2 separate regions of the Homo sapiens genome follow, and region 2 is linked to region 1. The links are chromatin loops, found by intact Hi-C in ENCODE. Cell type or tissue: prostate gland. All regions are shown on one strand. Each heading gives the region's core, and the rest is flanking DNA. Links, peaks and the distances in the headings are about the cores only.

Region 1 (4,286 bases), core at 663-3,162:
GCACGATCATTGCTGGCAGCCTTAAAAAGTGGGTGAACATTTCAACTGTTTCCTTATCCCAGAGACTGTAGTGATCACTTTATGCATCTGTCTCCCAATTAGACTGCGATTCCCTTGAGGATAAGGGCTATGTATTCCAAGTCTTTCTTAACACCCAGCAGCGCGTGCTACATACAGCCAATACTCCGCAAAAGTCTGTGGGATAAATGAGAAAGCTAAAGAAAACGAGATGTCCCAGGACTTTACCCAGCACCCAGAGCCCAGGAGGACGCTAAAGGGGTGACTCACTGGAGCGACACAGCAGCACCCGTGGTGTGGGCGTCAGGGGCGTCAGGGGCAGCTGCGGGTGGGCGCCAGGGCCGTGGCCGGAGATGAGGACATTGCTGAAGAGCCCCGAGCCCTGGCGCACCGGGCTCAGCATGGGTGGGGGCGTGTAAGGGGGCAGCTCGTGGGTGGGGTCCAGGAGCAGGTGGTCCCCGAGGACGCGCGGGGAGCGCAGCTGGCTCTGGTACAGGGTGGCGCCCGAGTAGGAGGCAGCGGGGTTCGGGTTGTAGGAGGGCGGCGGCGGGATGAAGAGAGGTTCCGGCCGGTGCCGGAACTTTTTCTTCTCCTGCACGGTCTTGAGGGGCTCCTCGGCTTTGGGCACACTCGGCTGATGCTTCCTGGGGATTTCCTAAAACCGGAACAACGATCTGATTCGAATACTTCAGCTTCCCCCGCAGGCCATTTCCACAGGTTCAGGGAAGGGGGCCTTCTACTGTCTAAGCAGAGAGCCCTTCTGCTTGACCCCCCCACCCCCAACGCCCCCACATTCTGACCACATCCATTTTAGGCAAAGCGAGTTCTGGTTGCTAGACTAGGGAGAAAACTAAGGTTTTGGAAGAAATCCCTAATTTCTGAAAGAGCTGGGGGTGGTAGGAATAGTGGGTGGGCAAGAAGTAATAAATTCAAATTCTTTATTGCTTATCACTACATTCCCATCTGTTTGAGTGGAATCCAGCTGAGTGGGCTCTTTAATTCCCCCATTGCTCCCCAGGGACGGACATCAGGAACAGATACCACATGTTCTGAGAAGGGGACAGAATAATCTCTTCAGGGAAGCTGGGACCGAGACCTGTGAGGCAGGAAGTGGGGGTTCAAGCCTAGCCAAGGTTCCTAAGGCCAGCGACCCACACCGGGCTCTCCTGGGTCACTTTCAGCAGGGGGGGAGAGCCTTCGATGACCTCTAAGGGCCCTTCCATGTGCTCACCTAAAAACGGATCTGGTTAACCTCCCCCGTCACCACCCCTCACTATTGCTCCCAGAACTCGTAGCTTATTTGTAGCAAACTCTTCTCTGAGGTTGGCTTCCTGTCAGGAGAGTTAGTTTATTTTAATGGCAGCGGAACCAAGCATAGTCTGGAAGGAGGATCTGCCACATGGATACATATATACTAATAAGTAAACATAGGCACGTAAACAGATGAGCAGGGCATGCCAAAGCCAAACAGAAACAGACTCGGGTTGTGTGGTAGCATCAGCCCAGAAAAGTCGAGAGCTGGGTGTGGCTGCAGAGGCAGTGTGGTTGGGAGGGGCCACGGGGATACCTGAGGGAAGGTTCTGGGCAGTCTGGGGTGCCCTCTCAGGCCCTGCAGGCCAGGGGCCAGTCACAGCTGCAGGTCCTGGAGACTCCTGAGCCCAGGGTGGCGCCTGGGTAGGAAGCAGCAGGGGGTGATGGGAAGGGCTGGCTACGGTCATGTGACCATCTGCCTCCAGGCCATGTGACCTGCCCCATGGGCTCCTCTGCTCTGGGCTCCTCTCCCTCCAGAGCTTCAGGCTCTGCCCCCTTCTGTTTCTCCCTCAGCTTCTCTGCCTTCCATGGTGCCATCCTGGCCTCTAGGAGAGGAGTCTAGGGAGGCAGAGAGTGGGGAAAGGAGGAGGGGGCAGAGGGTCCCAGGCTCCCGGCTCCAGAGTGAGGTTCCTAACTACCCCCGCCCCCACCCCTCCCCTATCCCCGCGCCTCACCCCCAGGGGACCCTCCTTAGGCCAGCGCGCTCAACCGCCTCTTTTCTCCACCAGAGGGCTCCTCAGCGCCTGAGGCTGAGGCGAGAGAGGGGCTGAGGAGAATGGGGGAAGGAGGCCTGTGCCCCCCCCAAGGGGAGCAGCCCTGAAGATACACTCTGTTCCCGGGTAACAGATAAGATCATCCAAGAACATGCAGACCTTATATGATCTCAACGCAGCACTGCAATCCAGACCTCTGATCACAGGGCCAGAGGTCCCTTTTGGGCTCCCTCTCCTCCAGCTTCTTGTCCTGTTACTCCAGCTCTAAACCTGGATTTTCCGATCCTCCAGGCAAGGCTCTGAGCCACTGGGCAAGAGAAGCCACCCAGGATGTCATATATGGTTGTCACTTGAGAGGAAACACTTACAGTGTTCCACCCCACCAAGCTATTTGGACACTTTGGGGGTGAGGCCAAGCACTGAAAACTTTAAAAAGCTGCCCACAGAGAAGGATGAGAACCACTGATGAGTCCAACCCTATCAAGGTCAGGGGAGGAAACTGAGGCTGTGAGTGGGGGGCAGGTCTCAGCTGTCTTCATCCCAGCTGGCTAGGAGCCAAACTGAGATGGGCACTCGGGGCTCCTTCCTGGATGTTTTAATTTCTTTACATTAAGTGCCAGGGCCTTGTTCCCATGTATTCAGTCCCACCTACATGCTTCCACTTCAGCCTACCGCCCCCACCAACGAGGTCTCTCTCACCCTTCCATTAAGCCAAGTTCATCCCTTCCTTCAAAATCCTGCTCAGAACTCTAATGGTGATCTCCTGAGCAAACTCCCTTGCCCCTCCCCAGTCCATAATGACTTTGGCTACCCAGGTGTATTCTCATCCAGTCACACTTAAAGCATCAATTTCTTGTCTGCCCCTGTCTTTCTCTTACCATCTTGAAGGGGTGGGGGGGGTGTGCCTGGGACTCTGACCCCCATGTGACTATGAACTCTTAATTGAGAGTTCCCCAAGGGAACTATTTCCCCAAGGAAACACTGTTTCTCCTGCCAAAGCACGAACTTCCCTGGGCAAAGAGGGAGCTTGGATGTGTCATTTCATCTCTCTGCCTGTTGCTGACCCCCAAGTCCTGACGGCTTATGAGAATCTTCCCCCCAGTTCTCCATCAGTTTCTCTTCTTTTGAGGACTTGATATTACACCATAAAGGTTTTTTTCTGTACTTTTCTAGTTGTATTCATTATCTTCTCTCCCTCTACCCTGGCCCAGCCTACCCTTATGCCTCCTGGATTCCCAGCAGCTACCTATTCCTAAGGACAAATATGACCCAACATGCCACTTTGTGGGGAGGGGGTAGGTTTGATATTGCCAACCACACAGGTCACAAATTCCCTAGGGGCAGAGAGAGAGAGAGAGAGAGAGAGAGAGAGAGGAGAGAGAGAGAGAGAGAGAGAGAGAGAGAGAGAGAGAGAGAGAGAGAGAGAGAGAGAGAGAGAGAGAGAGAGAGAGAGAGAGAGAGAGAGAGAGAGAGAGAGAGAGAGAGAGAGAGAGAGAGAGAGAGAGAGACAGACAGACGGAAACCCTTCCCAGAGGCAAATTAAGCTGTTTGAGTGAAGCACTTAAAATTGGAGAAAGGAGAACAGTGAGTGAGAAAAACAAATCTCTTTGCTTTCCTGAGATTAGGGGTGGGTGGCTCTCAGTGGAACTACTTTGGGAACTTTAACGAATTAGGTTCTCCAGGGTATTTAAGCAGACAAAAATATTAAGCAACTGGTAAGGCTGCTTGTCAGAATGGATGCCAGGGCTATTGCCTGGAAGCCTGCTGCGCCAGTGGTTACCTCTTTGGTTGTGGATTTGGGAGGTCTGGAGATCCTGGGGAAGGGGCCAGGGCCTGGGGCAACAGCTGCTTACTTTCTGGGATACAGGACTTCCATATTTCAATAATGGCTATGATTGTCTCAGTGACTCCCAGCTGAATGATCGTCTCTGTTTAAACCTGGGAACACTTTCGGGTCTCTCAGAATCTAACCTAGGCCATTAGTTTGGCATTTAATGGGGAGCAGGCAGTGTGAACAAGGGTAGGGTTCCCAATGTGGCCACGGGTTCAGCCCTGAGAGACCAAGCCGTATCCAAGCTCAGGTCAGTGACTCTGGAAGGGCCGCCCCATCTCCAAGAAAGCAAAGGGATGTCCCCACCCAGGCAGGTGGGGCAGAGCAGCAACTCACAGCAGGCGTGCGGGGGGCAGCCCCTTGGGGTGAGTGTGGGGGAGAGAGGGTCATCCTCACGAGCACAGGCATCTCGT
Region 2 (4,286 bases), core at 713-3,212, 270 kb after region 1:
TTACCTTTATAACAACCGTTTTAGAGTCCAGAGGTAATTTCTCTCCAGCTCTAATAAAAATGACAAACTAGGTCAACTTCATTTGTCTTTGAAGTATGTTAGGAAGAAAAGGCAAGGTTGCAATTTTTTAAACTGTATTTATTTGTTTGATTACATGAGAGTAATACGTCTGTGTTCTAGAAGGTGTGGGCAATAAAGGAGGTTATGCAAGTTGGAAGTAGGAAGAAGGACAAAGGGGGCCTCCTGGAGTTGTGCAGTGCGCAACCTATGAGGCCATATGTGACAACCTTATTCTGAACACAGAGCACAGAAATAAAAATGCCCCATGACTCTACCTCCCAACAACAATATTAACATTTTGCTAAATTCAGCCCTTCTTCTAGGTATATAGTATGTTTAAATGATGTTATAATGTATAACTGCTTTATAACCTCTTTCACTTATAATTCATTATAAAAATTTTAAATACTTAAATATTCTTAAAAATATCATTCTCAATGGCACCATGTTTTATTGTTTTGTTTTGTTTGTTTGAGAACAGAGTCTCACTCTGTTACCCAGGCTGCAGTGCAGTGGTGCCATCTCAACTCACTGCAACCTCTGCCTCCCTGGTTCAAGCGATTCTCATGCCTCAGCCTCCTGAGTAGCTGGGACTACAGGTGCATGCCACCACGCCTGGCTAGTTTTTGTATTTTTTTGTAGAGACAGGATTTCGCCCTGTTGGCCAGGCTGGTCTCAGATTCCTGGTCTCAAATGATCCACCCACCTCGGCCTCCTGAAGTGCTGAGATTACAGGCATGAGCCACTGGGCCTGGCCTATTTTTTCATCCAACAAACACTTGTATGGTATTTTTATGTGAGCCAATATTTTAAGCTCATTAAAATATTAACTTGGCCAGACACAGTGGCTCACCCCTATAATCCCAGCACTTCGGGAGGCTGAGATGAATGGATTGCTTGAGCCCAGGAGTTCGAGACCAGCCAGGGCAACATGGTGAAACCCCACCTCTACAAAAAATACCAAGATTGGCCAGGCATGGCGGCATATGCCTGTAGCCCAGCTACTTGAGAGGCTGAGGTGAGAGGATCGTTTGAGCCCAGGAAATTGAGGCTGCAGTGAGCCATGCTCATGCCACTGCAGTCCAGCCTAGGCTACAGAGTGAGACCTCATCTCTAAAATAATAATAATAATTAACTCATGCGATCCTGCAGAGATATCTTTGTTTGCCCCTCCAGATGCCTCTATCCCCTCTCACCCTGCTCTGTGCCCTGGAAGGCTGATCTGAATAGACGGCAACAACAGGCTCTGTGACGTCTCCTTCTTCGGGTTTGCCCAGTGAGAGCTGTGGTAGTTTGGATTATCATTCCCAACTCTGTAATCTCTCCCTGTGTTAGGATTTTCCATGAAAGTATATGGAATATAAATATCTATTCCATTTATTTTAGGATCAGTCACATGACACACTTTGGCCAATGGGATGTTTGTAGACACCCTGAGCAGAGGACTGGAATGGAGTTTCCTTGGGTTGGCCTCTTGGCCACTCTCTCCAAAATGAGAGGCCCATGAAGCAGACCTGAATCTGACCCAAAGCCTGAAGCAGAGCAGGCCCAGTCAACTCAGAAGGAAGAAAAACAAATGTTTGTAGTTTGTAGCCACTGAGGTTTGTGGGTTGTTTGCATATACCATTATTGCAATCAGGGAGTGTAATTACAGGTATCTCAGGAGACAGGAGACTGGATGGTAATGTCAAGGTATGTATGAAGGGTCACAGGGCTGCTGGGTCCTTTCTTCAAAGCCACAGCTTCTCCTCTCCACGTCTCTCCACACCTCTCTCTCTCCAGGTTCCAAGACTACTCAAGTGCTCCCTAGGACACCCTGCTGTTGCCTCAATAGAATCTCTTTATTAGATTATACTTGAATTACCCAGTTTGAGAGTGTCTTCTGTTTCCTGCCTAAACTCTGAATGACAAAAAAAAAAATCCTCATAATCATCTTGTTATATAGGTACTATTATCCCATTTTACTAACAACAAAATTGAAAATCAGAGAGGTTAAGTAACTTGTACAAGGTCACGCAGCTAGTAAGTGGCAGAATTGAGATTTGAACCCAGGCAGGCTGGAATCATGCTCACTTCACTATGCCTCTGTGGATCCATCCTGTTATAATTCCCTTTACCAGCTCCCTATGGCTAGACATTTAGGTGGTATATATAAGCCTTTTATATATAATAAATAAAACAATGTTACAAAACATTGCTCTGTTTGCTTGTTTTTCTATTATAAATGCTTCTGTGATGAGAAATCTCTGTATAAATATTTGCTCATATTCAGGGTTAGGAAATTTTCTAAAAATGAAATAGTTGGATTAAAGAATATGAATGTCTCTGTTCCCTAACCCATTTTATCTTTCTTTTAAAAATTATTTCCTTCTGACTATAAAATTGATCAGGTACAATTAAAAAATTCAAGCATTACAGAAGTAAATATCATAGGACACAAACATCCCTGTAATTCTATAGCCTCAAAAAAACCATTGACCAAGATTTGGAAAGTTCTCCTTAGTAGCAATTAATAGTAATTGTTATTTCTTTTTGTGTGTTTTGAGACAGGATCTCACTCTGTCACCCAGGCTGGAGTGCAGTGGTGCAATTGCAGCTCCCTGCAGCTTCTACCTCTCGGTTCAAGTGATCCTCCCACCTCAGCTTTCCAAGTAGCTGGAACAACAGGCCCCCACCACCATGCCCTGCTAATTTTTGTATTTGTTGTAGAGACAGGGTTTTGACACGTTGCCCAGGCTGGAGTAGTTGTTAATTTTCATTATTAAAAAATGAGTAAATGTGCACAGTAGAAATGCATAAGAAAAATAAAAAAGAAAATGATAATTTGTAATGCACAATTCATGCCGTACGTGTGGGTATGTAAACAAACATAGGATCATACTGTGAAAACTGCTTAGTAATATGCTTTTTAACTTAGCAGTATACATTGTCAGGAATATTTTTCATGTCGTTAAATATTCTTCTACAACATCAACTGCATAGTATTCTTCTATAACTGCCTCCTATTCAATGGAAGCAATATACAGTCATGTGTCACTTAGCGACATGGATACGTTCTGAGAAATGTGTCGTTAGGAGATTTTGTCATTGTGTGAACATCACAGAGTGTTCTTCTGTGAACTTAGACAGTATAGCCTACCTCACACCTAGGCTATATGATATGGCATAGCCTCTTGCTCCCAGACTACAAACCTGTACAGCATGTTACTCTACTGAATACTGCAGCCAATTGTAACACAATGCTATTTGTGTACCTAAAACATCTAAACATAGAAAAGGTACAGTAAAAACATGGCATTATACTCTTATGAGATCAGTGTTATTATATATGTGGGCTGTCATTGACCTAAATGTTGGTATGCAGCACATGACCAAACTATCATTTATTTATTTTTATTATTTATGTATTTATTTATTTATTTTTTGAGATAGAGTCTTGTTCTGTCACTCAGGCTGGAGTGTGGTGGTGTGATCTTGGCTCACTGCAACCTCTGCCTCCCGGGTTCAAGCAATTCTCTGCCTCAGCCTCCCAAGTAGCTGGGATTAGAGGCGCCCACCACCACGCCTGGCTAGTATTTCTGTTTTTAGTAGAGACAGGGTTTCACCATGTTGGCCAGGCTGATCTCGAACTCTTGACCTCAAGTGATCCGCCCACCTTGGCCTCCCAAAGTGCTGGGATTACAGGCGTGAGCGACCATGCCCGGCCAGCCGATAAGAAGTTTTTAAAATTGTCTTCATATATTCAGCAAAGGTCTTTCCCACATTGACATATCTATTGTACTTTTTACAAATGTATTTTTCATGTAGTCAAATTTAATGTTTATTTGCCTTTTGTGTTATATTTAGAAACATTTTCTTCACCAGAAGATCACATAAACATTCACTGGTACTTGTTCTTTTGTAGCTTCATGTTTTACACTAAAAGTTGTAAGCCATTTGAAACTTTATGTGTATTCTAATGATCAGCCAGTTCACCCAATATCATTTACTTAATAAACATTTCCCTAATTGACCTGAACCACATTCATACTACATCAAATTTCCTATATACTTCGGGTTCCCTTTGTGGATTTTTCATTTTGTTCTATTGATTGATCCATTCTGTGCCAACATCTCACTGCTTAATTACTGTGGTTTAATAACTTTTAACCCCTGGTAGTAGAGTTTTCCTCCTTCATAATTGTTCTTTTTCAAAAATTGCTTACACTTTTCTTGAGTGGGTGGTC

Evidence for each region. Hi-C counts contacts between places; a loop is a spot of excess contacts. Peaks named below come from ENCODE experiments on the same cell type or tissue, not always from the same donor. Only the 100,000 strongest peaks of a DNase experiment are listed, where the experiment ranks them.
Region 2: a loop joins it to region 1, with 3 times the contacts of the local background. A loop is called at or near these places in 49 of 110 quality-filtered maps.

Annotation. Positions count from the first base shown.
Region 1 is chr6:42,259,051-42,263,336 of GRCh38, forward strand. TRERF1 (transcriptional regulating factor 1) reads right to left here. Exons shown (of 18, transcript NM_001395490.1): 8 at 4,270-4,286; 9 at 289-673. Among named protein-coding and RNA genes, the nearest start is that of MRPS10, 43 kb to the left of the region's middle. RefSeq lists enhancers at 1,134-1,654, 1,655-2,175, 2,113-2,162. In prostate gland, for the core only: a CTCF peak has its summit at 2,062 (motif pointing right); a DNase peak (open chromatin) is centred at 2,101; H3K27ac peaks cover 2,033 bases.
Region 2 is chr6:42,525,349-42,529,634 of GRCh38, forward strand. No RefSeq gene overlaps it. Among named protein-coding and RNA genes, the nearest start is that of UBR2, 37 kb to the right of the region's middle. In prostate gland, for the core only: no CTCF peak of the experiment used is centred there; no DNase peak of the experiment used is centred there.